3 separate regions of the Homo sapiens genome follow, and regions 1 and 3 are each linked to region 2. Evidence: chromatin loops called from intact Hi-C (ENCODE). Cell type or tissue: Calu3. All regions are shown on one strand. Each heading gives the region's core, and the rest is flanking DNA. Links, peaks and the distances in the headings are about the cores only. Region 1 has its middle 62 kb from the start of MIR3672. Region 2 has its middle 210 kb from the start of MIR3672. Region 3 has its middle 50 kb from the start of MIR3672.

What was found. Peaks named below come from ENCODE experiments on the same cell type or tissue, not always from the same donor. Only the 100,000 strongest peaks of a DNase experiment are listed, where the experiment ranks them.
Region 1: a loop joins it to region 2, with 7 times the contacts of the local background. A loop is called at or near these places in 17 of 110 quality-filtered maps.
Region 3: a loop joins it to region 2, with 6 times the contacts of the local background. A loop is called at or near these places in 12 of 110 quality-filtered maps.

The regions. Positions count from the first base shown.
Region 1 is chrX:121,303,400-121,314,538 of GRCh38, reverse strand. No RefSeq gene overlaps it. Among named protein-coding and RNA genes, the nearest start is that of MIR3672, 62 kb to the left of the region's middle. In Calu3, for the core only: a CTCF peak has its summit at 5,831 (motif pointing left); a DNase peak (open chromatin) is centred at 5,828.
Region 2 is chrX:121,572,589-121,583,727 of GRCh38, reverse strand. No RefSeq gene overlaps it. Among named protein-coding and RNA genes, the nearest start is that of MIR3672, 210 kb to the right of the region's middle. In Calu3, for the core only: no CTCF peak of the experiment used is centred there; a DNase peak (open chromatin) is centred at 4,527.
Region 3 is chrX:121,315,864-121,327,002 of GRCh38, reverse strand. No RefSeq gene overlaps it. Among named protein-coding and RNA genes, the nearest start is that of MIR3672, 50 kb to the left of the region's middle. In Calu3, for the core only: a CTCF peak has its summit at 4,703; no DNase peak of the experiment used is centred there.

The DNA of each region.
Region 1 (11,139 bases), core at 1,534-9,533, 270 kb after region 2:
ACAAATCAATTCCTCCATCATTCTAATAAACAGATGGTTAACATGTGCTATTAGTTTTTGTTAGATATTATTTGTTGAGAACAAATAATCTCTGGAGGAGAGGCTCTGATCTCAGTACTTTTCAAAAATTTCCAAGGTGATTATAACATACAGCCAAAATTGAAGACCACTGCACTGGGAACGATATTTCCCCATCCTCCCCTAAATCTTACAGAGAGGTGAGGCAACAAAGATGACCATCTCAGCTTCTAAAAGAAACAGAAACAAAGGATTGCTGGGGAACAGAGAGAATACACAACAAACCTTTTCAAAATGAATCTTTTTTTTCCTTTCAGCTGAGAATCACTGAAGTAAAGTCGGCATAAGTTAAGGAGGCAATGCAGCCAAAACAGCAGCCACAAATATAAGGCATTTTTATAATCTCATGTTTTTGTTTATTTTTAGTATTCGTGAATTTTGTTTCTATTACATGATGCAGCTACATTTTGAATTAAAGTTGCATTTGCTGCATAGTGAAGCTGCCTCCCAGAGAAGATGCATCATGTTTGTCCCATGGAACCTCACACAGCCCTGATATAATGCCATCTACCTGTGCCAGGCAGCTTTCAAAGACAAATCCCAGTGATCTCTGCTTCCTACTAACCATGCCTTTTTACAATCCCCTCCTATAGCAACTTGCTTCCAATGAACAGAATATGACAAAAATTATCGTATTTCACTGTCATCATTAGGTTACAAAAGACTGGGATTTCCATTGTTGTTAGCATTCTCTCATTGGCTCTGTCTGAGGGAAGTCAGCCGCCATCTTGTGAGCTGCCCTTTAGAGGCCCGTGTGCCAAGGAACTGAGACACCTCCAACCAGTAGTCAGCAAGGAATAGTGACCTGCTAACAGCCACAGGCATGATATTGCAAGCAGATCTTTCCCCAGTAGAGACTTCATTACAGCCTGTTAGAAACTCTGAGCTAAAGGATTCAGATATGCTGTGCCTGGATTCTTGATCCACAGAAAGACAGTGAGAAAATAAATGTGTGTTGTTTTAAGCCACTAAGTTTTGGGGTAATTAGTTATGCAACAATAAGTAAGTAATATAATACTATGCTCATACCATACTTATATCTCAATTTAAAGCAGCTGCTGCAACTATTACTAACACTACTACTAATAATAATTGCTAATATTTTTCAGCTCTTTGATTTTCCAGGCATTGTACTGAGCACTTTAATATGTAAGATTTTTTTTTTTTTTAGACGGAGTCTGGCTCTGTCACCCAGGCTGGAGTGCAATGGCACAATCTCAGCTCACTGCAACTTCCGCCTCCTGGGTTCAAGTGATTCTCCTGGCTCAGCCTCCCAGGTAGCTGGGATTACAGGCACACACCACTACAACTGGCTAATTTTTGTATTTTTAGTAGAGACGGGGTTTCGCCATGTTGGCCAGGCTGGTCTTGAACTCCTGACCTCAAGCGATCACCCGTCTCGGCCTCCCAAAGTGCTGGGATTACAGGCTGGAACCACCGCACCTGGCCTAATATGCAAGATCTTTTTATATCCTCCCAGTAATCATATATGGTAGGTACTGTTATTATCATACACACATCTACATTTTGCAGTTCAAGAAACTGAGGCACTGAGAGATTAATAACTCGCACAAGATTCAAAGGGTTAGCAAGTAGCAGAGGCAGGATTCTGACTCAAGTGATGTTGATTTAAAGCTTATTATATGCGCACAGTCCAAGGATTGAGTTTCAATCTCAGTTCTGTCATTTACTCTTTGACCTTGGAAAAGTCATTGCAATTTGTTGAACCTCAGTTTCCTTATCTGTTAAATGGAGAGACTAACAGTGCCAAACTCACAGAGTTATAATGAGGATTAAATAAAGTTATGGTTCTAAAATACATGGCACAGTACCCTCATCTGGCAATGTGTTGCCATTATTAAAGGCTCTCGACTAGCATTTGCAGAGCCTGGGACAAGGGTATAAACGGAGGCCCACATACCAGATGTCTACATATTTTAAAAATATGTATCAAAATTTAGGAATAGTTAAATAAAATATGTTCTATCTTCCTACCTTGAAAAATATACTTCAAAACAACTTCGCATGCCAGGTTCAAATTTTTAATTCTCAGATTCCCCAGAGTTCTGAACCAAAATATATCAGTGTAGAGACAGGTAACTCCAGATCTCTGACTTGCTCCCTTCTCTTTCCATCCTAGGCTCCATCCCACACAGTGAGTAGCCCCACACATATGCATGTGGACATTCCAGCCTACACATCCAAGTTCTGACTATACTAAGGTTGCCATATTCTATAAATAAAATTCCAGGGTGTCATATAGTTCATCTGGCAACCCTAGACTATACTCCCCTGTGCATGGTATTCCTCAGGCCTAGGGATGCACACACTGGCAGCACAAAGTCCCCTCCCTATAGAGAAGAGTGTGGCTAAAGGAGGGCCAGAGTGAGGCCTTTTAGAAAAGCATAAAGCCCAGGGTAATAGCACTTCTTGCCCAGGTCTAAGAGCGGACAGGCCCTAAGCAATTAAATCAGTTTTGTTTATGGATCTCTTTTCTGTCTTCCACTTGCTGCTTTTTCTGTACTGCTTTATCTCACACCAGTGCCTTCTGACTGCTTTCTCATTTCTCCACTTGGCATGGACATTTTTCGTCTTTCCTGACCTTCCTAACACCAGAAACCCCAACTCTGCTGATGAACAACAGTAATCAGTAAGTGATCATGGATACCGATAATATGTTATCCAGAGAAGAATGACTCTAATGATGGTGATTTTAGACATCAAAGTGAGCTAAACGGCATATGAGCCACATGGGTAGCTGGGGATTTTCTCAGGGACCAAGTAGAATGGAAGAGAAAAGAATTCAGATCCTTAGTACACCCTCGGGTCTATTTTCCTATGTTCCTGATTTAACTCTGGCCCAGAAACACTGACAAAAAGCCCTGTCCTCAGGGTTATATTAATCTCCATAATGCATACAAGTCACAGCTCTGATCTCTACTCTCCCTACCCTCATTCCCACTCATGATTCCCCACCCTCTGAATTATTGTCAAAGATCCCTGGAGAGCAGTGAGGGAAGGGGTAAATTATATGTATTTGTGTTTACATCCAAAAAATGAAATCAGTAATAGAAATCCAGACAAAGTCCTAAAACAAAATGATGGAGCAGGCAAAAACAGCCAGGCCATCATTAAATGATCATATTATGAAATGGGATTAATTTTATTCAACAATCATCTTGTAAAGGCATATTAATCAAAAGCTTCCTAAATATAAATAAAACAAGGCACAAAGAGAATGGGCAACATTTTCCCCCTATTGCTTGAGGTGTTATATTTATAATCCGTACTTCTACAGAAAAGATCCTAAAGCTGAGGGAGGCCACAAGCACATTTCCATATTCTTAGCAAACCCAGAGATAAAAAAAAGTCAAGTCAAGGACATCAATCCTGGCACTGAAATTACATCCATCTCTCAGGAAGATGACACACAAGCCAGTCAAACAGACAGAGTTGGTCAAAACGTGTCTTAAAGAGGTTGATAGAGGCTTGACATCTGAGCACAGCTCTGGAAGATAGAAGTAATTTCCCTGAAAGATAGAAAATGACTTGGAGGTTTAAAGTGATTGCAACCTCTGGAGGCAATAACAGCAGAATGTATTTGCCAAAAATGATAATGCCATCTTAAGCTGTTTAGCAAATATGAATAAAATGATGTCTTGTTCCTTTTTAAGCATTAGGTGCCAAGTCCTGAATGAAGTGCTTTTTATGTGCATTATATTGTTTAATCCTCACAACAGCCCAGAGAATATCATTATTATTTTCATTTTAAGAATGAGAAAATGGAGGCCCAAAAAAGTTAAATACCTTGCTCAATATAACATAGTAAAAGACAGAGCTGCTATTTGAACCCAGAAAGCTCTTAACCATTTGTTAGATCGCTCCTTTGGGTGATTTGGGACTCACACTCCTAGAGAGAAATTGATAACATGTCCAGAAAAGGTGACCAAGGCTGTGAGGGGACTCCAAACCATGCAATGTGTGGAAAAGTTCAAGAAACTAGAGATATTTAGCCTGGAAAAAAAAAAAAAAGACTCAGTTAGACACAAGATCCATGAACTCATGGATTATGTGTCTTTTAATCACCCATATACCCTTAATTTCTACCCTAATGCCTAACATATAGTAGGTTCTCAATAAATATTTGTTGAATAACTGGATGAATGAATTAATAGCAAAAAAAAGATGAATGCATTACTTCAGTGCTGTCTTGAGATGTACAAATGCTAATCATGTGGAAGAGATATTATTCTAATATTCTGTGTGATTCTAGGAGCAGAAGTTATAAGGTGTCAAATCTTAACTAAAAATAAGAAAGATACACTAAGAATTATTATGGTCCAGCAGGAGAATGGGGTTATCCCAAGAAATTGTAAACTTCTTGATTATAGTAGTAATTTTTTTATTGACAATGAACAGATAAGACAATTTTGTGTTTTTGTTACCCTTGTACAGATAAAAAGCAGAACAAAAAGACTTGCTGACTCACTAAAGGTTATCAAGTTGACTTTTTAGGTTCAAGCCATCATCCTTACCTTTTTTATTTTTTCTTTAGAGATGGGGTCTTGCTATTTTGCCCAGGCTGATCTCAAGCTCTTGGCCTCAAGTGATCCTCCCACCTCAGCCTTCCCAATAGTTGGGATTACAGGCATGCGCCACGGTGCCCAGCCCATTCTTACTTTTTGAGTTTAAACCACAAATTTCATTATAAATATCTAAACTCAGGCACATGTATATAAAGTGGTAGTTTGCTTGAGTTTATAAACATGATTTGGATTTGATTTTTCTACTCCAACTCTATACTTTTTCTTCTTAATTTTTATGGGTATATAGTGTGTGTATATATTTATGAGGTATATGAGACATTTTGACACAGGTATACAATGTGTAATCACATTCAACTCTATATTGAAACCTACTTAATTAGTCCTCAGAATTGCTGGCCAATAAGTTGCTAACTAACACATTTGAAAAACCAATAGATCAATGCTGCTTAAGGTAGTCCGCTTGCCCTAGTCAGTTGCTTGGAAGCAAATCTTCACGGATTACACTGCCTGTGGCCTAGTTAGGCATAATTTCTTCCTCCTGCCCAGGCCTCATGCTGGAGAGTAGGCTTCTTACTGAAATGCAAAGCTTTTCAAGGATTTCTACATGTGTTGAGAAATAAGCCATTCTGGAAAAGGGCTTTGCAGTGGGAGGCAAGGTACAGAGATAGAGTTTGGGATTTGCCCTATATTCAGCTTTTCAGAGGACACTGCGCTATTATAGTCCAAGCTCAGCCATATCAAATGTACTATTCCCTGAAGGTTGAATGAACTCCAACAGAGTTGACACACTGGTTCGCAGGAGCCTCCCTCCTCAGCAGAGAAACTATTAAGATCTACAGGCTGAAGAAGTATTCCCCACTGATAAAGTCAGTGAAATAACCACCATATTCATTAGAAAAGAACTCCTCTTACCACAGCTAGGAAACAGAAGTACAGCCTACCTGGCAAGATGTCCAACTAACAGTAATTAGCCACCTAGCTCCCAAAAGCTTCAAATCACAGTACTTGCCACAAACATGCCGCCCACTACCAAGAGAGAAGTTTCTAACAAAATGAAGTTTTTTTTTTTTAAGAGCACTTGACAAAAGGTGCTAAAATACTCAGAATAAAATCTCAAATTGGAGCTGTCAAAGACATCGGGATAAAGCACTGCAAAATACACGCCTGAATGTGCTGTGCTGCTTCAAGCCAGACCACACTGCCACCTACTGAACAAGAATGTGCATTCTCTTGGCCTCCTGTATACTGAATGCTTCCTGATATTCATTCTGAGAAATGTGGCCATTCTTTTCCCCCTTCTCAGAGCAGTTTGGCAGCAGGACAGTCAGCCCCCTCTGTGAGCCAGCAGCACCATCTTCTCTGGTGCCCACCTACCATAGGAAACTTGAAGTAACTGGATGGCAAGCCAGCACGATTAGACACTGACTCATTTGTTCCATGACAGAAGTTGGGGGAGGCAGAGTCCAAATGAATGTGAAGAGATGCACACATACTGAAAACAACTGAATCACAAGGCAACCACAGGGAAGAAACTGCTGACAAGCATTTGAAACAAGGCACCCATAACCATGAATCACTCAGCATAACAGCTGGGTACCAAATGATTTGTAAATCTAGAAGATTCAGAGATAACTTTGCAGGAACAACCTACATGAGACACAACTCTTAGTTCAGATGCCCTGCACTAAAACAACTGAAAAGCAGCAATGGGCATTGTACTAATTTCTTCCCCAACTGTTACTTGCCACCAAGCACCCACAATTAGTGCCCTAGTTTCAAACCTGAAATCACAAATTACATGGGGAAAGAGTTGCAGGCTGAGAGGCTGATACTTCCATTAGCCACTTAAGTCTTTTCCATGAAAATTGGTAAAGATAATTTCTCTTCTCACGACAGAGACAGGGAACAAGAAGAGAAAAAAGGAAAGGAGAAAAGAAAAAAAGGAGGGAATAACAGTGGCATCTCCATTTACTAAATGCATGTTATAAACCTGATACTTCTGTAGGCATTTTAATATGCCACTATTCCTAAACCACTAAACAATATGACTAGTTTTACAGAAGAGAAAACTGAGGCTCAAAACAGTAAAAGCACTTGCCCAAGATCATATCGATAATGAGAGACAGAATCTGGATTGTAAACCGGAAGTAACTGGTTATTATGAAAGAAGAGAGAGAGAGAGAAAGAAAGAAGCTACTTGGCCAGAGCTGCTGTCTGTGGTCAGATGAGCAAGTTGTTCTTTTTCTGTACCAAAATTAGGCAGAGAGCGGTAGCTTACTTGAAACCTGATCAATTTTGCTAGGCTTGTAAGTGGTGTAAATGTGGCTAGGCAAAACCAAACCAAACTTGTCAGAAGTCATATTTGTCTACCCTTCCTCTAACTGGTTTCCATGAGCATAGACACAGTATTACCTCCAACTCTTAAGAATCTGTGTTCAAGAGAGGGGTTTGGGCCATTTTCCACAGAGATGGATAATCAAAAACTCACTAATTGCCAAGTGAATCCATGGCTTACCACATTGTTGAGGTGGCAAAACTTGTCACTCCAAACAATGATGTTGTATAGTGAAAATTCAGAAAGTGTCTGAAACCTTCCAGCAATTTTCTATGATTCATAGCACTTTTGAGAATGGATAAACCAAGTTCACACGGATGCTAAGAACTGTACTAAGAACTACCTTCTCCCAAACTTTCCCTAGTACAAAGTAAACAGTTAAGCATTGCAATTATAGTCAAGTACATATCAACCTAGGATGCCAGAGCTACAAAGGAACTTGGACACCACCTAATCTGATCCTCTTATTTGAAAAATGAAAGGACTGATAACAGAAAAAAAAAATCCTTATCCAACTTCTTCTTTCTATCATTCATTCAAGAGCTCCAAAGACCCATCAAACTACTGTTGTTGAATGTGCTGGGGAATGTGAACAAAGTGAAAGACATAATCTTTGCCCTCAAGGATTTTCTGATACAGTTCAAACTGTAGATCCTTTTTATTTTATTATTTTATTTTATTTTGAGACAGAGTCTTGCTCTGTCACCCAGGATGGAGCACAGTAGTGTGATCTCGGCTCATTGAAGCCTCTGCCTCCCAGGTTCAAGCAGTCCTGTCTCAGCCTCCCAAGTAGCTGGGATTATAGTTGTGCACCACCATGCCTAACTAATTTTTGTATTTTTAGTAGAAATGGGGTTTCCTCATGTTGGCCAGGCTGGTCTCAAACTCCTGACCTCATGTGATCCACCCGCCTCAGCCTCCCAAAGTGCTGGGATTACAGGTGTGAGCCACCACACACGGCCTGTAGATCCTTTCTAAAGGACAACATTCTGTGGATCTGCCCATGATAGCATTATACTGGTGGTGTTCACTGAGTATGAAAATTGGCAACGACCAAAAGTTGCTATGAATTCAGTCATGCTCTTAAATATATTTGTATTTAAATAAAACCTGCACCTGAATCTGAAAATGGTATATATATATTTTTTTTGAGAAATTATTTAGTTTCCAAACTTTGTTTTTCTTTTTTTCAGAAAGCACCAAGGGCAATACTTTGTAGCTGCAGGTTAGAGGCAGGGAACTGCTGCTACAGAGAAAAAAACTGAAAACACTACAGCGAGATCCAACTTCATACTTTGGCAGAACTGGAAGTGACTGACTTACATGATATGTTTTAATGGATGCCAGGAAGGTTTACCTGCCCCAATATATTTTCCTTCCCACTCTTTCATATCCTTTACTTCCCTCTGCTATACTCCACACTCTCAACTTTCTGAAATTTCAAAGACCAAAGCACATATGGCTTTACAAACAATTGCTGCTCAAATCTAGCCTCTCAGAAAGGTGTACAAGCAATCACATATACTTTTACATAGGTTCCCTAGCTGAGTCTGGATAAAGGGCATTACGAAGTGGGTGAATAACAATTCACTTCTACTTGGAAAAACCTGAGAAGAGTCTGGGCAGGGTATACCAGCAGTTGGGTAGGGGTGAGGGCTTAGCAATCTGGAGACAGCATGAAGATTTACTTGATGCCTAGGAGGCAGGAGAATTACGGTAAGGAGACAAGATGAAAGAAACATTATCAAAGGTAACTTTTACTAAAATTAAAATGTTTCCTTGGATCATCTCATACTAGAGAGTGTTACAAGAGTACATCATAGAGTGGTAAGTGGTATAGTACACAAACTAATGTGGCAGAGAAGTTAAGATAATAAACAAGAGCTCATTGCATTTTGGACTATTTTGTGAAGACTTCATGGAGAAGTGGGATCTGAACTGGACCTTAAAGTATACGCAGAATTTGAAGAGGTGAGGAAAAGGTATCTCAGATTTAGACAAAATCATTAAGCAGGAGTAAACATTGGGAATAGAGGGGGAAACAATGATCAAGTCAGCTTGAATGGAACAATGAGTAGGTATTGAGAGTCATGAGAAATAAGGTTGGGGAGAGATGGTGGCACAATATCATGGCAGGTCTTGGTATCAGATGAAGGAATTCATCCTTGATGCAGGCAATGGGAGTCTTCACATGCTCTGGAACAGGTGAGTGACACAATGAAAAGAATGCATTAGTCTAACAGGAAAATGCAGGGTATTGTTATTGCACATGGGCTTCAAAGTTAAAATCCCAGCTTTTTCCATTTATTAGCTATGAAGCCATGGACAAGTTATGTATATTCTGTATGTTACTGGTTTTTAATCTCTAAAATGGTAATATTAATATATACCTCACTGAGTCATTATGAGAATCAAACTAATCTTCAAAAAGTACATTAGTACAATGCCTAGCACACAAGAGTTCATAAATAGCAGCTTTTATGCTAATAATCATATTATTATCATCATTACCAACAATAATATCAAGGGAAGCAATTAGAAAGCTATGGTAATAGTAATCTAAAATTTAGGCCTTGGTCAAGCATGGTGGCTCATGCCTGTAATTCCAGTACTTTGGGAGGCCAAGGTAAGCAGATTACTTGAAGTCAGAAACTCGAGACCAGCCTGGCCAATACCGCAAAACACTGTCTCTACTAAAAATACAAAAATTATCCAGGTGTGGTGGCACACACCTGTAATTCCAGCTACTCAGTAGGCTGAGGCATGAGAATCTCTCGAACCTGGAGGCAGAGGTTGCAGTGAGCCGAGATTGTGCCACTGCACCCCAGCCTGGGCGACAGAGCAAGACTCTGTCTCAGTACATACATACGTACATACATACATACATACATACATACATACATACATACATACATACAATTTAGGCCTAGATAATCTCCTAGACTAGCCCATTTGCCGAGGTCACAGAAAGGAGAAATTGACTCTCAAAAATATTCAAAGGAAAGATTCAACACAATTTGGGGACAGATAGAACATGAAGGGTAAAGAAGAAAGAAGTCAGAAAGAAGATTCCAGGGCATAGGAGCCATGGATAACAGCAGTACACACAAACAGCAAAAATGAAGAAAAGAATGCAAAGAGTGGGTGGTCTGGGTGGTATAAGAGATTATTATTTTTTGTAAAACATTGAGTTTGAGGAGATTTAAATATACTCAAGTGATGATATTCTGACCAATATTTGAAAATAGTGTATTAAGGTCCTTAGGACAGGAATGGAAAAGTAGATTTGAGAAGCAACTACAAGGAGTTGAAGATGGAGAGTAGATAAACTTGCCAAAACAATAAATTTACCAGGAGGAGCACAGAGAAAGGAAAACAGAGCCTTGAAGAACAACCACAATTGTGAAATAAGGTAGAAGAAAAGTGTAAGAAGTTTTTAAGAAGTGGGGAGAGAAAATAAACAGTACTTATCTTTAAGAATAGTTACACTAGAGTGCATTATAAAGGATTCAAATTAATCACAAAAGGGAATTTCCAAGCTAAGGTTGGAATGGTCTTTTAAAAAGATATGGTTATCTGCTGGAATAATTTACAGATTACTTATAATTTAAAAGGTAATTATAAACATACATTTATTCAAAAAGCATCTACTGGAGTTCTACAAAGAATGATGCTAAGTGTTGCAGGGGAGACGATAAGGTATATTAACTTTGTCCTAAAGGAGAGGGGTAAGCTAGACCAATGTATGTATTTATAAACATTTAAATCACAATATGAGAGTAACATAGAAACTGGAGACAATAATTGTCAAACTGTAATATGTAACTAAGTGCCAGATAACTGCTAATAGTTCGGAAGAGACAAAACTTTGGTATACAGTCACCAACAAAGGCTTTCTGGAGGATGCAAACCTTAATTGGGATTTTAAACCATGGATTAGTAAAAAACGAATTGGAACAAAATTATTATACATTAAACTATTAATCTTGAACACAACATTTATCTAAAGGGGTTTATCCTAGATATTGAGCACCAGAGAGTCTAAAAAATGAAAAGTTTCTCCAAGTTGGTGTTCCCAGAACTTTCTCAGTATAGTCAATATCAAGCTTGCCTTCCCTTCTCAACTCCATCTCATAGGGCTCTTCCTGGAAAGTTTAGTAACTCCAGTGAAAATACTGC
Region 2 (11,139 bases), core at 1,308-9,307:
GCACTGAAAATAATAACTGTACCTTGCTTTTTTTATAAAGGAAAAAAAGGAAAGGTTTCTTGCTATAGCTTTCCATACCATCAACTTTGCCTCTGATTGCTATTGCTTCAAAATCATAAACTCCAATGAAGCAAGCTAGCTAGAATTTGATAATACAATAAAGCTACCTTTGGGGAATTACAGAAGGAAGCTGAAGAAAAAAAAGTACTCAACCTAGAAGGAGCATGGATCTTAGATATTTAAGACTTCCATTGCACTAAATAAACTTTAAACAAAGATATTATGGTATTGGTTTTCATTCATACTAAGCAGGCTAGAGAATTACATGTTTCAATTATATATAATTGCCTCACAGCAGACTGATTGCTATGGATCTGTGCTCTTAGCCAGTATCGATCAGCAACACTTTGCAAAAATACAAGACAATCCAAAACACTTCATCAATGAAGCAGTTTACGTGAGGTGAGGAAATGATACCACTTGTGTCACTCTATAGTCAATGAGGATGTCCCTACTTCTTCTCTGCCTTTCATCTCCACACTTTATAAAAGTATAACTGAAATGAGTTTTCAAACTAGTTGAGAGAAAAACACCTTTGAGGATAGAGCCCTTAAGTATATTTTGGAGCTCATTACGGTTAGTAGTGAAAAGACACTAATAAATCCATGATTTACTGCAGTAAATTTTCTAGCCTTCAGAGGACCACAAAGTGAATGCTCACCAAACCCACTGATTTTTTGTTTTCAAGTAACCTCTACACTTTAGAAACTTCGTTTGGTACCACTTAACAAATGGTTAGTGTCTCACTTTTAGGAAATGTCTAGATTTCTACAAAAGAGTTAATTGCAAGAGTCACATTATATGTGACTTATGATTATCTAAGGCAAAGATGATATGCTTTCTCATGGCAACTGGGGTCAGTATTCCTCTTCACCCTTTTTCTTAAAGAAATTCAAAATGACCATATAGGTATAGCCTAAACAAAGTTTTCAATAGCCAAATAATATAAACTATCTATTGTGGTCCACTCCTTTCAGTCAACTAGTGTTTTAAGTGGAATTATAGAAAGAATGTAGTTTCTTTTCAGATTCTATTCTTAAGCCCTCTGAAAAGCTATCCTACTACAGTATACGTATTTTAAAAGACAAAATTATTTATAATTTGTTTTACTTGTCTGATGGCATAAATACAGAATAACTTTCTTACTGAAATTAATACCATGAGAAAAATAAATATTGTGAGCTACCAAAACTGCATATGTGTATATTTCTCTCATATGAACAGAGTGAAAACCAGAACACTGACAACTAGTTCTTTCGCATACCATTGAGTTTTGCAATTTTGTCATTTTAACAATTTGGCTTTTTCTGTGCAATTCTGAGGTTTAAAAAAGACCGCATTTATGGTTTTGGCAGAATTTAAGCAGCAGGCATTAATAGGTGGTCCAAGAAGGCAGAAAATTGAAGTCAACGAGGTCTGGTAATAAAGACTAAACAAATTTCCCTGACATAGGTGGAGCAAAGTGTTCAAATGGTGGATAGGGAGGATAGTGTGTCAGTCCATAATAGGTAAAGATCTAGTTAGTGCCGCCTCATTCCACAACTCCAAGGAGCACTATTCACATCAGAGTCTGCACAATGGTGTCCCCTAGAGTTTGCAGTGTATAGTTTGTGTGACCAATATGTGATAGCCCCAAGGGCTAGGCAGATAGACAGCGAGTGTCAAAGAAATCAGATAGCACTTGACATGGGGAATAAAATTCCGGATGTGGATTTCAGTTTCTGGAAATAAACAATGTTAAAGAAAATGAAGCAATACAATATTAAAATAACTACAGTATTTGGCAAAGGATCAAGCAAAAGAGAAAGGCCCTAACTGCGGGTATTAGAGAACAAGGCACAGACCTACTGCATCATAGGAAACAAAACTAAAAAGGGCTCAGTTATTTTACAAAGTCAGAAGCATCTTCAGCAAGAGTACCTTGATGTTGAGCTATTGTTACATAAATTCCCTTTTCTAGAGAATAGAACTATTGCTACAATTTTGGGTAATTTTAAAACAACTGATAGTAGGTGAATGAACTCTTGAAATTTTAGGTTCAAGGACAGAATTGAGCAAAGCACCTTTTAATATACTAGCTCCCATGTTTGATGCTTTGCTCTTTAAACAATGCTAAAATATAAAGGTTGTCTAAGTCTATCAAACACCAAAATATCTGTACAAAAATGAAAAAGCAATCCAACTACAGAGAAGGTTGATCTGCCCTGTGCCAAAGACCTATGCATTTCCAAACATGGTGAGGAAGAGAGAAGTATCTGAATGACTAAAACCCGTTCCCATATAAATTATTTAAAATTTTTTAGCTATAACAATCCCCCCCATCTCTACACTTAACCTATTATCTTGCTTAACCTAGAGATACTTTAAGTTGAGCACTCTTCATTTATATAACTTCTTATCTGGAGAAAGAATATATTTGGGGCCTTTTTCTTTATGCATGTTACTGGAGTGTTTACATGCCTGATGAAGCTTGAGAGTCACTAAAGGAGAGCATAGGCAGAGGAATCTTTGCCAAATATTGCATACCCTGGCTAAGCATTTAAAATCCAAGTTTGTTTGCAGGAAAGCATGTTGAAAAAGATCTGGAATGTTTAAGAATTATTAATGCATGTTCATAGACCTGAGTACATATTATATTAAAGTAAATACATTCTGCATTAAAAGAGGTTTTTCATGTGTTTTTGGATGAACATTCTCATGCATTGGTAAATCAAAACCCTGAAAACTCCTTAGTTTCCATTATCCATGCTTAAAGATGGTACCATTGAGACTTGAGAAAATGGTGATTTCATTAAAGAAATGTAGAAAGTAAAGAGTTTTGCTTAGGATTAGGGATAGGGGTTTAGAAACTTAATTTTAGATATGCTGAGTTTGAAGTGATATGGCATAAAGAAGGAGAGCCTATAAAAGTAGTCAAACACTTAGATGTCAGAACACCTGAGTTCAAATCCTGGCTTCACCATTTACTAGTTTATGTGAACTTGGGAAAGTTATGAAATTTCCCAAATTTGTTACCTGATCTGTATAATGAAGAATATGACAGTACCTACATTTTAAGGTTGTCGAGACAATCAAGAGTTAACACATACAAAGTGCTTGGGACAGTGCCTGGCAGTGCTCAATAAATAATTTGCTTTGTTGTTATTGGTATTGTTTTTATTGTTTATGTTTATGCTGTTGCTATACGGGGGGGAAATGCCAGCAGATATTTATAAAAGCAGAAACACATTGGGAGAGAGATTTGGACAGGGAAATATAGGTTTGATACGGCATTGGTGACTTTTAGGAGTACAAATTAAGTAGAATGATGGGAAGAAATTTCAGGTGAGGTATATTTAGGTTAGCGGTTAAAGGATTAAAGAGGGACTGTGTAATAAACATAGAATAAACTTGTAAACAGAAGTTTATTTGTAAAAGAAAGGAAAGAAATAAGGACAAGTAAAGAAAGTGCATTTGGGTCCAGTAAAGGTGATTTTCAGGAGAAGGGAAACCTGTGAGAGAAGTTATTATTTGCTATTCACCATTTCAGTAAGTTCCATCTGCTTTCTTAGTTCAGGTAACAAATCGTCGCTCTCCATCCCCTTTTCCTCCCCTAATTACTCAGCAGTTTTCAAACTCAATCATTTTTCTAATTCCTCCTCCCAATTTTGTGCTCCAATATCTCCCTTACTTGTTTTGCTAATAGGCTTCTCTCCCCCTGAAACAGTGTAAGGAGGGGCTATGTAATTTTCACAGAGAGCACAGTTGTCCTCAAAGAGAGAACAAACAAAAGTTCTAATTTCCTCTGCATCTGGATTCAGCATGCTCTTTTGATGACCTACTCCCAGAAGTAAATTTTCCACTGTGGCCTCTAAATTTGTGGGCAAGATTCTTCTCAAGGTTACAATCTGGTTGCAGGTGCAAAAAAAAAAAAAAAAATGCATGTGAGGGAAAAATATTCTAAATGGAATCTATAGCTCATCAAGCTGTTTCTGTCTTTTCTTAGTTACTTATAACTAATTTTTTCTTTCCTTTACCACAGAAAATATGTAATATGACAGTATGGCAGCTATAGTCATAACAAGGGCAAAGCTGGCTGATAGTTTCAGGATGGTTTCATTAGATCAATAGCTTTAGTGCAAACTTTCTTGGTCCAAGTTCTGGTGCTCAACTCTGTAGGTAATAAAACTATGATTCACTCAAGTCTAAATAACAGGAGACTGATTTATGAATGAAAATGTGACTGTATTAAAATAGGGTATATTCTTATTTCTAGTAACTTCCTTATCTCAACATCAAGGCATCTTGAATGCCAAATTTGTAATGTCTGGTGAATCGAACCATGGAAAACATAAATCTTTTCATTTTGAGTGTGATAGAGATTAATGAACTACCCTGCTCCAAAATATAATTATGCTAGTACTAACTGGGAACATCTGTATGTACTGATTTAAGATCTGCACTGCAAACTCTAGGGGGTGCCATCCACACGGTAATCTATGTGAATAATTCACCATGGAGTTGTGTACTATCCAATTTGTGAGGCTGTACACAAATAATCTTGATGATTTTATGCTTCTCCTTTGTGTGGTGTTGGTTAACTCCTAATAATCGGTGCCATAGTATTCCAAGTCATTACAAAAGCTTTCCATAGTATGATAGAGTTCCCATTTTGTATGTTATTTTCCATTCATCATATTTTAGTGGAATTTCGTACAGATAACACTAAGCAATGGTTCCCAAAGTTATTATGTAAAAAGAAAGAAAACAACCTTCCTTTAAAATGCAGATTACATGTGCCTGCATCCAGGGATTCTGCTTCAGTTGGTCTGTGCTAGAGCCCAGAAATCTGCATTTTAAAAAGCACTCCAGGTGGTTCTGAAGTAAGTGGAAACACTAACTTTAAAATGCAGATTAATCATTTACCTTTTTCCAAAACACTCTCTAAGATGTGGTATTGCTCATCAAGTTTTCTTTACACAACTAATTTCATCCATGCTGTAGAGATTTTTTTTTTTTTACCTCAGCAGCAGATATGGACATTTTTCTGATCATAAGATCTATCCCTAAAGCCTATGGTCCTTTGTTTGTGGGCTACACCAACATTTAGAACAACACTTCAAAGTAAAATGCATTTTTTTTGGAAATAAGTTAAAAATTCAGTGTGAATCTTCTCATTGCTTGAGAATTTTATTTAGCCTAATTCTATTCTAGTGACTGCCAAATGCTCACAGCACGGCTGATTTCCAGTCAGTACTCTCCTTAGACTAAAATATCTATTTTTGATCATTTTCCCTGCATGATTGCTTTTACTTGATAGGTTAAATCTGGCTTTCTAGTTTGCTTATATCCTTAACCTCTCCCAAAGAGGTTATTGTTTGGAATCTCAATGATATTCACAACGCTTTCTCCTTTACTATCACCTCAAATTTAATTAACATGTCATTTAACTACTTTTCAAAGTCATTAATAAAGACATTAGACAAACAGAAATAACATCATCCCTCTGCAACTGGAAATAATTCCATCTAGCAAACAGGACCCATGTTTCAATTGCTTCAGCTTCATTTCAAGTCTTCTACAAATATAGGGCCACTCATTGCTAATGAATATTTACAGAAAAAAAAATGTATTAAAACCAAGACAGCATACATATGGAACACAAATAACTAACCATTGAAACGTAAATATTCACATAAAATTAATCATATTGACATATATATTGCATATCCTTTCCCCAATAGTGTTGCTGTCATTCAACTTATTATGGTAATTTAATTTTCATTACACAGAATTTATTTCTTATATAACAAATATACTATTTTTTGCTTTATGATTTTCAATTTCTTCATCATGCTTATAACTACCTCAAAATATAATTATATTTCCATTCCTCTATATTTTTATTCTATTTTGTTTATTTTCTACATATGTGGACTTTTGACTCACCTGCAATTTATATTGATGCAAGGAGTGAGACAGGGATCCAGAAACTACCATTTATTGAGGATTTACTGTATGTAAATTATGTATTACTATATGTAAATTGTACCAGGCACATACATTATTTCATTCTGATGTAAGTATTACTGTCCCATTATACAGATGATGAAACTCATATTCACATAGGTTGAGGAAATTAATGAAGGTACACACAGCTAATAAATGACAGATCAGGGGTTTGAACTCAAGACTGCCTGACTCTAAAAAACATTCTTAATCATTATTCTGAACTGCAGATTTGTGGTGGTAAATTTCAATGGCTACTGAATTCTTAATGTACTTAATAACCTGTCTTAAGGCTCCAATCTGTTCCATTTCTAGGCCAGCAATGCAGTTTTAATTTCTGGATAGCTTTATAATAGGCTTTGAAATCTGGTAAGGCAATGCCTTTTCTGGCTATTGTCATATGTTTACTCTTTCAGATAAACATTAAATCACTTTCCAAATTACAAAAATGCCCCACTGGAATTTTTATTGGGATTATCAAAACTAGTATTAATTAATTTAGGGGTAACTAAAATATTTACAATCAGAGAAAGAAGTACATCTCCACATTTATTCAAGTATTTTTTATATCCCTCATTTATGTTTCATAGCTTTGTCTTATAGGTTCTATTTATTTGTTGCTTATACCGTGTTTGTTAATGTTTTTGTTGCTATTTTGTGAGTGTATATATATAACTCTTTCTTCTATATTTTATTTGCACATTTTATCTAATTGTAAAATATTATAGTAATTTAAATCTGATTTTACTTATTTCATAAGTATTTGCCATCTTACATTGTCTCTTTTAAAAAATATTTCTTAAAATATTTCCAAGATACAAAATTTTATACACATTAACATATATAAAAGTTGAAGATAAATATAATATGCCATCATGCACCTGCTATGTGAAATTCTTACCCATTTTGCCTAAAATTGGTAGCTGTATTATCCATCTCAGGCTTCCATAACAAAGATGAAAGACTGGGTGACTTAAACAATAGAAATGTATTTTTCACAGTTCTGGAGGCTTGGAAGTCCAAGATGAAGGTATTGACAAGTTAGGTTTTATTCTAAAACTGCTTCTCTTGCCTTGCAGGTGTCTGCAATCTCATTATGTACTCACTTGACTTCTCTGTTTATGTTTATGTTCAGAGAGTGAGAATGAACTCACTAGCATCTTTTCTTTTAAGGATGCTGATCTGATTATATCAGGGCCTCACCCTTATTAGCTTATTTAGCCTTAATTTCCTTCTTATATGCCCTGTTTCCAAATATAATCACATTGGGGATTAGGGCCTCAACATATAAATGTTGAGGGAAAATAACTCAGTCCATAGCAGTAGCCTACTATTTTACTCAATCATCATATTGCTTCTTATTTTGTTTGGTTTAGAAATTCTTCCTTTTTTTTCTAGATATACAATCATGAGTAAATAATGGTAATTTTGCCATGTTACTTAATCATATTTACACTTTTGGATTCATTATTTTGTATTATTGCTTTAGGAGAAATTCCAAAAAATTTTATATAATAGTGATTTACACAATACTAATGGTTTTTGAGACTACTGTCTTCTTCCTGATTATAACAGAAATAATTGTAGTGCTTGACTATTAAATATGATTCTGGCTGCTACTTTAATAAAGCAAATCTGTACTTTATTTTTTATCAGTAATAAATACTGCATTCTTTTTCTTTTTTAACATCTGTCATGATTATATGTTTTATTTTTCTTTTGGGCTTATTAGTGTTGCAAATGTCATCAGATTTTCTAATACTTATCTTGCATCTCTGGAACAAAATCTATTTGCTCATGTTATATTCTTATTTTATTTTAATCTTGGGTTCTATATATTAATTACAAACTTCTGATTTTCCCATCTGTATTCAAAAGTATAGTTGTGTCACTATTTTTTAAACTCTTTCATGTTTTCTTATCAGCCTGCTGCTGGTTCTGTAACAAAAACTCCCCGTTTTACTCTATGATGTAATACAATATAAACTACATCAGAAACATTTTCTAATTGAAAGTGTGAAAGAAATTGTCAGTGAAATTATCTGGACTGAATTTTTTAATGGTTTTCTCATTTTTTTTCCTAAGCTATTGTTTTCTTAGATTTTGACCTTTTATTCACTCAATTTTAGAAATTAATATAGCATAGAAAAACATTTCAAATTTATTAGCAAAGTGATATATATTGTCTTAAAACTTGTATATCTGCTGCTATTTCCTCTTTTTGATATTCTTATCACAGTATATTTGTCTACTTTTGCCCTTGTTTATTATCAAAATTAGTGATTTATCTTTTTTAATATTTATTTACAAACTGTTACTTTTTTTCTGCTTTTAAAATTTATTTATTCATGTTATTTTGACTAACAGCTTCCTCTGTAGCATAGATCTACTTATGTATTATATTTCCACCTTCTTAAGTTACAATATTGATTCATTTTTTAATCTGCTCATGAAGATGTTTAGGGATTTTAATTTGCCTTTTAATACACCTTTTGCCTATCTCAAATGTTCTAGCTTGTAACATACTCATTCCTTATGAACCACACTTTTCCAATTCTCTGTAAATAGGGTTAGGCTTTCCACTTTGTATACTTTCATTTAGGAAAATAGTTTTGTTCATTATTAACATTTTTAAGTAATTTGGTTTTCTGCATCTTTATTTACATTCATTTGTAGTTGTATTGCTTTGTGTTATAGAACATGATTTATAATGTATGTATTCTGGCAGATTCTTTTTAAACTTTTTAAAATATTTAACTTAGGTGGGTACATAGTAGGTGCGAAATATTTTGATACAGGCATACAATACATAATAATCACATTAGGGTAAATGAAGTATCCATCACGTCAAGCATTTATCATTTGTGTTAAAAAGTGTGTTGTACCCACTAACCATCCCCATTTACTCCTAACCTACTGTTATTCCCAGCCTCTGGTAACCACCATTCTACTTTGTATGTCCATGAATACAACTGTTTTATTTTTTAGCTCCAACAAATAAGTGAGAACATGTGATGTTTGTCTTTCTGTGCCTGGCTTATTTCACTTAACATAATGATGTCCAGTTCCATCCATGTTGTTGCAAATGACAGAATCTCATTCTTTTTGATGGCTGCATAGTATTCCATTGTGTATATGTACCACATTTTCTTTATCCACTCATCCGTTGATGTACACTTATGTTGCTTCCAAATCTCAGCTATTGTGAACACAGCTACAACAAATATGGGAGTGCAGATATCCCTTTGATGTTGTCGGATCATATGGTAGCTCTATTTTTAGTTTGTCTTTTGTATGTCTTCTTTTGAGAAATGATCATTCAGATATTTTGCCCATTTTTAATCAGATTATTAGATTTTTTTCCTATTAAGTAGTTTGAGCTCCTTATATATTCTGGTTATTAATCCCTTGTCAGATGGATAGTTTGCAAATATTTTTCCCATTCTGTTGGTTGTATCTTTGTGGATTGTTTTCTTTGTTGTGAAAAAGCTTTTTAACTTGACGTGATCCCATTTGTTTATTTTTGCTTTGGTTGCCTGTGCTTGTGGGATATTACTAAAGAAAAAATTGCCCAGACCAATGTCCTGAAGCATTTCCCCAAAGTTTCCTTTTAAGCAGTTTCATAGTTTTAGGTCTTAAATTTAATTATTTAATCCATTTTGATTTGATTTTAGTATATGGCAGGAGACAGCAGTCTAGTTTCATTCTTTTCCATATACATATGCAGTTTTCCCAGCCCCATTTATTGAAGAGATTATCATTTCCCCAATGTATGTTCTTGACACCTTCATCAAAAATGAGTTCACTGTAGATGTCAGGATTTCTTTCTGGGTTCTATATTCTGATCTATTGGTCTATGTTTCTGTTTTTATGCCAGTACCATGATCTTTGGTTTACTATAGCTCTGTATTGTAATTTGAAGTCAATGATTGTGACTCCTCCAGTTTTATTCTTCTTGTCCAAGGTGGTTTTGGCCATTATGAGTCTTTTCTGGTTCCATATAAATTTTAGGATTAATTTTTCTATTTCTGTAAAGAATATTATTGGTATTTTCATAGGAATCACATTGAATCTGTTGATTGCTTTGGGTAGTGATACAGTTTGTATATTTGTCCTCATCCAAATCTCATGGTGAACTGTAATCCCCAGTATTAGAAGTGGGGCCTGGTGGGAGGTATATGGATCATAGAGATGGATACCTCTTGAATGGTTTGGCCTGAACCCCTTGGTGATGATTGAGCTCACTCAGTTCACACAATATCTGGTTGTTTAAAAGCGCGTGGCATCTTTTCCCTCTCTTTCTTCTGTTCTTGCCATGTGATGTGCCTGCTCCCCCTTTGCTTCCCCCCATGATTGTAAGCTTCTTGAGGCCTCCCCAGAAACAGAGCAAATGACAGCATCATGCTTTCTATAAAGCCTGCAGAACCGTGAGCCAATTAAACCTATTGTAAAATAAATTACCCAGTCTTAGATATTTCTTTATAGCAATGCAAGAACAGACTAATACAAGTTTTATGAACATTTTAACAATACCAATTCTTCCAATCCATTAACATGAAATATATTTTCATTGTTTTGTGTCCCCTTCAATTTCTTGCATTAATGTTTTATAGTTTTCATGGTAGAGATCTTTCACTTTAGTTAATTCCTTGGTATTTTATTTTATTTGTTCCTATTGTAAATGAGATTACTTTCTTGATTTCTTTTTCAGATTGCTAGCTGTTGGCATATAGAACTGCTACTGATTTTCTATGTTGATTTTGTATCCTGCAACTTTACTAAATTTGTTTATCAATTATAGTAGTTTTTTTGAGGAGTCCTCAGGGATTTCTTTATAGAAATGTGAGAATGAACTAATGCAATCTCATTGTACCATCTATGTTTTTAAAAGTTGTTGTAGTTATTAGTGTGATCATTTCATCTTTTAGTCTTTCTACTCAAGATCTGAGTACTAGAACCTCCACCACAATTATAGCGTTACAATATTCCGTGATTTTCTCTGTACTTACTATTACCAGTGATTTCTTATTGCTCATTAAGTCCTCTTCTTTCAGCTTGAGGAATTCCCTTTAGCATTTTTTTGTAGGACAG
Region 3 (11,139 bases), core at 1,602-9,601, 260 kb after region 2:
GTTCCTCATAGAAAAAGAACAAATCTCCAGGTTGGCTACTCCCAGATTCCCTCACTCTGAGCACACATTTAGGTGTGTCTGCCATACAAGGTCGTTCTCAGGGCATACTTAAATTATTTCTATCAGGTGCATTTACCATACATACATGTCTTAAGTGAGTATGTACTACGGACTCAGCATCGTGTCAGATTTCAGGGCATTGGTTCTCAAAAGTGGCTGCACACTGAAATCACCCAGAAAGTTTTACACATGACTGATGCCTGAGCTTTGAACTCAGAGATTCTGATATAATCAGTCAATGTGGGGCCTTGACACTGGGACTGCATTAGTTCGTTCTCACACTGCTATAAAGTTATCACCCAAGACTGGGTAATTTATAAAGAAAAGTGGTTTAATTGACTCACAGTTCCACATGGCTGGGGAGGCCTCAGGAAACTTAAAATCATAGCAGAAGGGGAAGCAGGCACATTCTTCACAAGGCAGCAGGAGTGAGAGAGCAAGAGTGAGTGAAGTGGGAAGAGCCCCTTACAAAACCATCAGATCTGTGAGAACTCACTGTCACGAGAACACCACGGGGGGAGCCTCCCCCATAATTTAATCACCTCTCTCCCTCGACATGTGGGGATTACAGTTCCCTCCCTTGACATGTGGGGATTACAATTTGAGATGCAATTTGGGTGGGAACACTGAGCCAAACTATATCACGGACATTGAGAAACTCCTCAGGCCATTCCCAGAGCCTTTAATTTAAACAAGCTTTTTAACAACCTCTGTTTCCTTATCCAGATTTTCTCACTGGACCATGTGTCTAAATGGTTCTTTCCTCAGCATCACTGTTTAATTCTACTTTCCTTATAAATACAAAGTATAGAACAGCAACCTGACCGGGTGTGGTGGCTCACGTCTGTAATCCCAGCACTTTGGGAGGCCAAGGCGGGTGGATCACCTGAGGTCAGGAGTTTGAGACTAGCCTGGCCAACATGGCAAAACCCCATCTCTACTAAAAATACAAAAAAAATTAGCCGGGCGTGGAGGCAGGCGCCTGTAATCCCAGCTGCTCAGGAGGCTAAGGCAAGAGAATAGCTTGAACCCAGGAGTTGGAGGTTGCAGTGAGCTGAGACCACGCCACTGCACTCCAGCCTGGGCAACAGAAAGGGGCTCTGTCTCGAAAAACAACAACAACAACAAAACCAACCAAACAAACAAAAAGAACAGCCACCTTATGTGCCATGCACTGATTGGGTTTCTTTTATTTAAATGGGAACACAAATCTTCAAAGTCCATGTGAAATACTGAGTAAAACCTGCATTATCTTAAGACAGAGTGTATTTTCTGGTCTAACACCTATTAATGTATCATAAAATAGCACTGGAAACATTCCTTCAGGCCCCCCCCTCCCGCCCACACATACATACATTCACACACACACATAACTTTCATTATTTGTTTTTCAAAATACAAATAAGTCATTATTTAGAAAATAGGACACCACCACTGAGACATATGAAATACTTCCAAACCATACTCTATCAGACGTAGCCTGAAGAGGTTGCAACCGCTTAACAGTTAAAGTTAGAGAGATACCTCTATTTGCAGCTCTAAATATTCCATTAGATGCTAGGTCCTGTCAGCACTTCAGTACCAAAAGATGATCTTCCAAGAAAAGTTATTTCTAGTTCAGTTGGCACTCAAAAGTTTCACCACAGGGACTACTTTTTTTTTCCTAATGGTCAAGTAGAAATCACCAAACTGAGCCAAACTGTACCTCCACTAGCAACAGTTGCAGAGAGGTAAGACCCAGTCAACATCTTCAGAGGCAAGATCTGATTTGCAGTCTGTTGTAGAGGGAGACAAGGGAAGACATTTCAAATACATTGCCTTCTTTTTAATTTTTTAATTTTTTAATTTTATTTCAATAGTTTTGTGGTACAAGTTGTTTTTGGTTATAAGGATGAATTATATAGTGGTTAAGTCTGAGATTTTAGTGTACTCATCACCTTGGTAGTGTAAATTGTACCTAATATGTAGTTTTTTATCCCTCACCCTCCTCCTCCTCTCCCCCACTTATGAGTCTCCAATGTCTATTATACCACTCTGTATGCCTTTGTGTACCCATAGCTTAGGTCTCACTTGTAAGTGAGAACATGCGGTATTTGATTTTCCATTGCTGAGTTACTTCACTTAGAATAACGGCCTACAGTTCCATCCAAGTTGCTGAAAAAGACATTATTTCATTCTTTTTTATGGCAGAGTAATATTCCACGGTATATGTATACCACATTTTCTTTACCCACTCATTGGTTGATGGGTATTTAGGTTGGTTCCATATTTTTGTAATTGTGAATTCTGCTGTCATAAACGTGTGTGTAAGTGTAAGTGTCTTTTTCATGTAATGACTTCTTTCTCTTTGGGTAGATACCCAGTCTTGGGGCTGTTTACATGATGAATCACATTTATTGACTTGTGTATGTTGAACCATCCCAGCATCCCTGGTATCAATCCCACTTTATCATGGTGAATTATCTTTTGGATGTGCTGTTGGATTTGGGTTGCTAGTATTTTGTTGAGGATTTTTGGATGTAAGCATCAAGGATATTGGTCTGTAGTTTTCTTTTTCTGTTATGTTCTTTCCTGGCTGTGCTATCAGGGTGAAACTGGCTTCGTAGAATGAGTTAGGGAGGATTCCCTCCTTCTAAGTCTTTTGAAATAGTTTCAGTAGGGTTGGTACCAATTCTTTTTTGAATGTCTGGTATAATTTGGCTGTGAATCTGTCCATACATTGCCTTTTCTTAAGTGAAGAGGTTAAAATGGGGAGAATTGCTAGTGTCTCCTGTGGCTTTCTTTTGTTGGGTTCTTTCAGAATATTAATGTCTGTTAAGATCAGCTACTTTTCATTTTTCTAAATGGAATCCCCCATCCCTATTTAGATTTACCATCCCACAAATAATTGTTGCATGCCTAGTAAATGCCAAGTTCTAGGCATGGGAGCCAGAAGCCATGTATTTCAGGCCTGGCTCTGCCCTCTACCTTGCTGTTTGACTTAAAGCAAGTACATTTTCTATTTGAGGCCTCAGTTTCTTTGGCTTTCAAGGCAATTATCATTTCTGCCCTATTTCTGATATGAGATTGGAATAGGGAACAAGGGAGATAATAGATATGAAAGACTTTGAAAAATAAAAATTTTGTGTACCAAGTTCAAATTATTCCTACTTGGGATTATAGGTTACAGTGACCAAAAACCCACTGAAAATAAATTTGTTTTAGGAAAAAGGATTTATTTTACAAATGCAGGACATTCTCATAGAATCCCATTGCCAGAAGTATAGATGGACCTCACAGAAACTACAAAGTCAAAAGATAGCTACTCTGCCTCTCTCTCTCTCTCTATGGACCATGTGGTCTCTCATCTCCATTTCTCTATATATCTGCCTTATTCATTTCTTGCTAACCAACTTCTCCATGTTCATGACTCAGCAGTCTAACTGACCCAGTCTTTGTAATCCCAATTGAACAGTTTCTGGAGAATCTAAGGTCCATCTAAATGTCATCAGCCACAGCAAGGAGGGCAGGATCACATGAGATTGGGATGGGCTGTTCCTCAAATATGAACAAATTAAACACTCTAAGAAGATGATGGTGAAGAAAGTTGTTAGCACTTTAGCGCACAAATGTGATGAGTATAAAACTGCATAAATAACTTATAACTTCATTAGTCTTATGGAAAACAGAATTAGTCTTCCTAAAATCTCAAATGAGACTGTCTACTTATAACAGGCATAAGAATGCTTTTGCATTATAGTGAGAGGATAGGCATGGCTCCTTACCTATAACTAGTGGTAAAGGGAAAATCTTGCAGATTATTAATGCCTTTCTATTTCTCTGGCTTGCAAGAGTCACAGAAAAAAAAAATCCGGAGTCATTATTTACTTTACCTGCCCCCATTCACCTCTGAAAAACTAGTAAATAAAGATGATAGCTGTCAGGTGTTTATAAAAATTAACTTTATCTTTTGAGAATTTATGCTTTTTAAACTCAATGGGTTAAATAAATAAAACATTTTAACTTGATTTTTAATGCTAAATTTTTAAGCTTTGAATGAAGATTTTCTGTGTATAGGTAGGTGAATAAACTTGTCAAAGCACAGATGTAGTTAAAAATGGGTCAGTGTCTCCACTTGAGCTTTGATAAGTAATACAACTGCCTCATTTCCTACTTCAGTCAGGGTGATCACCAGTTTTACCCCCTTGGTCAAAAATCAGTATTATGGTGTGAGTACATCTAGCATCCCAGTAAAGCTTCCCAGTAGAGAGTTGTGAGGGTCCTAACTAAAAACAAGGGATTTAGATAAATATTCTTCACAAATTCAAATCCAATCATTTTATTTGATAGGAAATAGGTGGAAGGGTAAAAAGCATTCCCCTAGCTTGAAAACAATGTGGAATAATAGACCAAAAGTATGACTTTAGTGTTACTGATCACCGTTGGCAGCATGGCCACCAAACAGCTCTCCAGTTTATATCAAGAGCAGAGATTCCTTGCATAGCTGAGCCTGTCTTCTTTGTAGCCAGAGATGATCTATATACTGCATAAACATGATATTCAAAAGATAAGTTATTCCACCAATTCTGAGAGCTGTCAGAAATAGCTCCCCCTGGCTGCAAGGTTGCATTTGAGTCATATTTTTATTTACCATGTATCTCTTCAGTGAATCCAGATATCTGAGTTTTAAAACATCTGCCCATGTGAAAAGATTACATTGGATCCCAAGGGCAAACATCTTTATAATATATTCTTATTTTCTTAGGAGAACAAGACTATAAGATGGGAAATAGAATACAGTCATCTTTTGAGGACTTCCCAATTTACCTAGCAATCTTCCTCTCTTCTTTCAAGTCATAGCTGCTTTTACATCACAGAGGAAAGTGTTGGGTTCCCTTGTTATAGAGAAATTGAGTGCTTTCTGCCACGTGGAACACACAATATTTATTAAACATAGCATAAGTCATATTGTGTAGCTAGACATGGAGATTAGAAATTTTTCCAGAAGAAAATTATTCCAGAGGTCACAGGTTATACTTGAAACTCCAGTATAAAACAGCAGGAGCCCAAGATCTTGGGAAGACAAATCCAGATTCACAGATAGATTCCAGGTCCACTGTATGTATTTGGTGGGTGGTGGAAGTTAGGGGGTAATAATTACACGTGAAATGTAATCTTAAAGGCAAGATTCCATCGGTCAGCTTAACAATGACCATTGATACCTGCTAAATGTTTGCACACTTGCAACAAACGCTTTAATTCTAAACACAACATAAGGTAGTAATTTTCAACTGTTAGTATATTTCAGAATGACTTAAAATTTTTATTAAAATTGAGATTCCCAGGTCCCACCTCCTGAGTTTGTAGTTTAGAAAATCTGTGGTCGGCCCTAGCAACACACATTTTTACCAAGCACTCTGAATAGTTCAGATGCCTTCAGGTAAGCTATTGCCTCCAGTAGCCCATTGTTAAAATCACATAATATGAACATATTGATCCATAACTCCTAGTGGTTCTTTAACAAATGTGTAGATAAGCTGACTCATGTAGGACTCGGTTTGGGATGCAGGGAAGAGAAAGACTGAAACTTGAGGTACTGCTGCGGTAGGAGAACAACAATATAGGGACATTAGTCAGCCCACGGGCAGTCGAAGATAACTGTGCATAGGCATAGGATGAGGCAGTTATGACAAAACCAGATGAAAAGAGAGAAAAATGCGAGTAAGTGGTAGAGAATAAAATTCAACTTGACTTCCTTTGCATCAAACAAGCCCACAAGAGGAAAATATCTAAGTGTTGGGGGAATATGGTCATCCAGTAAATAAATCACCCTTGCCATCATTTCTGCTGTGATCTCTTTGCATGCATCTTAGTACTGAGGATATCAGCTCCACCAGGAAAAACAGAAGCACAATGCTGGCATCATCAGAAACATTGCCATGAATGTTCTCAGCAGAATGATGCCACAGAAAGAACCATAGATTGGGGTCAGGAGACAGGTTTCAGACCTGGCTCATGATTAACTTTACCTCTTTGAGGCTCATTTGTAGCTCCTTTAGTCACTGTCCGTAATTCAGTCCCCACCGGCTAGGCAGCTGAGACAGCCAAAGGCTGAGGCAAGGAAGAGGTAGGCTGAGGAGACAGGGGCCAAATCATACTCCTTTCAAGCACTGGTCAAGAATAGAAGAGCTCTCTTTGCTACTCAGCCAGCTGACTAACTTTGTTTCAAACTGCAAGACGTAAAACAAAAAAAAAAAAAAAAAAGAAGAAGAAAAAAGATATAAAAGCAGATTCTTTAATGCTGCATGTGCCACAAGAAGTGCAGCCAAATTCATCAATGTTCAGCCTTTAGAGAGAAGTATGCAAAAAACAAACTGCCAAGAAAGTATTTGTGCAAGAGACTGCAAAAGCAGAAATGCAAACTAGAGGAAAACTGGAGAAGCAGAGCTACCCCTGGGGGGTGGTCTTCCAAGCCTAGATCTGTGTCCAAATGAAAGGAGGGGTACAGGTTCTGATCATATGAACAGTCATGCCCTGGGCAACATACCCTAAAATTGCTAATTAGATAATCTGGGTCTTCAGCAACCCAATTACCCCTATTACTGAATCCCTTTAGCCGTTTTGGGCTCCCACCTCCCCCAAGTATTCACTGTCCTCCTGCTGCCCATCCCTGCCTTCTCAGGAAGGCCTCTGGCTTCAACACCTGCTCTCTGCTAGGTGATTGCAGGCCTGAATCAGAAAAATAGTATGTTAACTCTCCCAGAAACAGACATCTCTAACAGTAAAAATGCACATTTTGAAAAAGCTTCAAAAAGTAATTTCAGTGGATAGAAGTTTCAGGCTCCATAGAAATTTGCTGGAAGACAGGGTGGGTCCAAGTCCTGACTGTCAAATAGAAAAATTTTCCATGGTTCCAGTCTCCCCTTTCTGTACCATTTTTCTTCTTACTTCTCTACCCTCTAAAATCAATCTTTCCCCTAACCAGGGAACTAGTATCTTCATCCTCTTTCCCTTCCTTTCATCAAAATCTGCTCTCAGAAAATAAACTGCAATGTCATTAATACTTCAATTAGAGTACTGCACCATGTTCTTTTCCCAGTGGTGGATGAATTCCAACGTCTCTTTGTGGAATGACAAGTGTGTTTTGTTTTGTTTTGTTTTGTTTTGTTTTGTTTTGTTTTGTTTTGTTTTGTTTTTTTGTCTCCTACTGAAGGAATTTCTGGCCTTAGTGAATGTTTTCTTTTTAAGGCGGGGGCGGGGGGACTACAACCTTTCTTAGGCATCCTGAAGTCAGAGATTCCATCTAAAACTAGGACTGATTCCAAGTACAGACCTAACATATAATATAAGGTACATCTTGATATTACTCATGAGTGTTAGAGGTAATAAAATCTTTTAAATTCTAAAACACTTATCAAATTCATTATTTCAATGTAATTTCTAATTGCTAATAGAACTTATCTATAAAATGATGAACCATATAATTGATAGTTTTATGAAAAGTACTTTGAAATGGTATATCAAAAGAGATATGTTGCCAGAGTGATTCCTGATTTTATCAACATATTTTTTTAAAAAGGCATTTCATGATACCTTTATGGGCAAGATCAAGAATGCAGAATTTCTGGATAGCAATATAGTTAGGTGCAACCTTAACTAATTGATGCTCACTAATGGCTCAATGACAGCCTGGGAGGAGGTCTATAGTAACACATAGGGCTCTTGTTCTTCACTTAATCTGGGACAACATTGGTAATCACTAACTTGAATGAAGATACAGAGAAGCTGTTGGTTAAAATTCCAGGTGACAAATGGTTTGAAAGATTAGCAAATACACTAGCTGACAGAATCAAAATATAAAACATTGAAGCAAAAGATGAATTAAGTGCCGCATTTGCATATCACACTTGTGTTCCAAAAATCAAATATATATAGGTACAAGATAGGAAGACCTGACCTATAAACAGTTTTAGAAGTTTCTGTTAACAAATTCAACTTAGTTAACAGTGTGTTGTGCCTCCTAAAAACTGCAAACAAAACTGCTTTAAGAGAAATGTACTATCAGTTATTACAAAACTAATAAATAGGCTTTATTAGACAGTTGATCCAAAAAATATTGGTGCTGCTTCACAGGAATTCTGTTTAGTTAGGTTGATTCTCATGTAGAGGCAGTATTGCCACAAGAGGACATATGGAAATGTGTTGGGGGCATTTGGAGTTCTCACAATGACTGGATAGAACTACTAACATCCAGTGGGCAGAGCCAGGGATGTTAAACACTTTGCAATGTGCAAGAGGATCCTACATGTATGCAGACCTTTCTTGCCTAAAACGTAAGTAGCATCTATCCTCAATGAGAAACATTTATTAAACTAACAAGAGAAAACAAAATGGGGAAGAGTCTAAGAACCACGTCACAGGAAGCCAACTTGAAAAGACTGAAAATGTCTAGCCTGGAGACAAAAGGGTGCTTGGGAAGAATAACTCTTTCCAAATATAGGCAGTGCTATCCAGTAAAAAGAAATAGATTATATTATTATTTAGTGGTATTCCTATTACTGATAGCAGTTACCATTTTTTAATACTTACCAAGTATAAGAAATTATGCTAAATACTCACAACCTATCTGAGGAAGATACTATTCTACCCATTTCGCAGATGGGAAAAGTATGTTTCAGCTTAAATTATTTGTTCAAGGTCACCCAGCTAACAGAAGGTTGAGTCAGGATTTCAACCAAGTAGCTGTAAGTCTGAATCCATACCCTGTGCTCTTAAACACTATGCCATATTGTGGTAATTCTGAATGGAACCACTTTGGGGTGACTCCAATAGGAAGAACCAGGATCAATGTGTGGAAGTTATAATTTTGGTACAACACAGGAAAACACGTTCAAACTGTGGTGGTCACCATTGAGTAACAGTGAGTTACCGGTTTACAATCAGAGGCTGAATAATCACTTAAGCTAGGAGAATCACAGAGCATGAAGTAGGAAATGAATTTGGCTTCTAAGGTCTCTTTCAGTTTATGAAAAACAGCAGCTTCATTACTTTTACCTTTTCATATACTAGTAAACTGAAGCATCTCAGACAGTGTATAAGATTTTGCCCTTTCATTTGTGCATTTTCACATCTCTTATATAAGAAATATCGGCAGAACCAGCCCTAGAACCTAGGAGAATATTTTTCTTGAGTCTTCTACATTTTACCTCTAAGACCATTTGAATAGCCTGCTTCCCTTAATGCAGGAGATTATTGGCATTCATGCATAGCATAAATTGGGCATTGCCAGCATTTATAGCCTGTCAGCATTTCCATGTTGACACTGGGGATGAGATGATGACTCCTTATCAAAGCTTCATTTATGTCGTTGATATCTAGGAAAAGAATGTATTAGGTATATCCAGTATGACTTATCTTATCCCAAAACTCTAATCTCTGTCTTGTGTCCATACTATGGTGCTCTTTCATGTCTCTTGTATATCTAGATTTTCATTTATGTATTTATTGAACACCTACTTCATACCCATAAGTGTCCTTCATTTTCAGGCTATGAAATTTGTCATATGACCTAAACTGAAAGTCATGGAATGCCCAGTTTACACTATGCATGAATGGTAATAATTGCCCGCATCAATAAGTTCCTTCTTGTCTCCTTACCTCTTCTTACAGAAACTTTCCAGGTTTGTATCTGCCATAGGATTTATGTCTGTCTACTGAAACAGATTCAAAATAACAATGGCTTATCCAGATGAAAGATTTTTCAATTGTCTTATGTAACAGTCCAGGCATAAGCCGACCAGGGCTGACATGGTAGCTAGATAGTATCAAGGATCAGGGCCCCTTTTGTCTCACTGCTCCAGTATTTATAGGAGTTGCCTACATTATCCAGATGGACCATTGCCACATCCACATTTTAACCAATGGGAAGGAAAAAAATGATGAAGAGAATAGCCTCTCCTTCCATTTAAAGGCAGAACAAGGAATTACACATAGTACCCTCATAGCTCATCGACCAAGCTTAGTCATATGGCCACATTTAACTATAAGCAAGTCAAGAAAATATAGTCTTTATACTGTGTGGTCATAATACCCAGGTAAAAATCAAAACTTATGTTTCTAAAAAAGTAATAAGAGAAGTAGAAATTTGGGGATGACTAGTCGTAGTCTTTGCCATCCATCTTAGAGAGTGTACTGTATGGAATCCTGTTGAGTAAGCAATGGGTCAAGGATATACTTCAATGGACACTGCTAGATTAACCCAGGAGTAAAACAAGACCCAAGATGAAATGATCAGATTCCTTCTCTCCAAAATTTAGAATTTAGTCTCGGACTCTCATTAGTCTCTATTCATTCATAAACTAGAGGGCCTAGTAGGTCCATGATGGCCATTTTCTCCTGCTATGAAAGAGCAATGCAAAGCTTATTTGCAGAGAAAAGACCATACATCCCCAGATTTTAAAAATGTATGAGAGAGTAGCTGCTTTAGTCTCAGATAGGTTTTAACATCCTAATTTCAGTGCCTCATGAAGCTGGCTGCTAGCCCTGTCCTTAAGTATTGTGAGATAGTTCTGCATTATTATAATGTATTTTCCTATCTTATGTAATCTCATCTGTGGGTGAGATTCTGTTATTTGCAGCCAAACAATCTCTAAGACAATATAGGTTTATTTGAAGGGTACTCCACAGGGGGTGACCCAACCACAGCTCCTAGTATCGAAGAATTTATCCAGGAAATTAGCAAACTGTACTGAGAATTTAGGCTACATTTTGGAGTATGGTCAATTTATACTGACAGAGTAAGGACTAGAGGACATCTCAGACAATGGAACACTAGAATGCATGAAGATCCATAGGTAAGAACTACTATGGCATTTTCAGATTCAGACCCATTCCCTAGCATGTCCAGGACAAGATGCTCTTAAGATTTGGAAGCTGTGACCAGGATCCCTAGCTTCATGTCTTAGAAAGCACCTCTTCCTTAATTCTCATGCAAAATATTAGAATAACTCTTCTTATAGACCTCCAGGCCCTGTCTGTTTGCCTGAATTTCCCACTGTGGCTCTGAAAGTCTAACTCAACATCATTTGTAACTCAACTTGC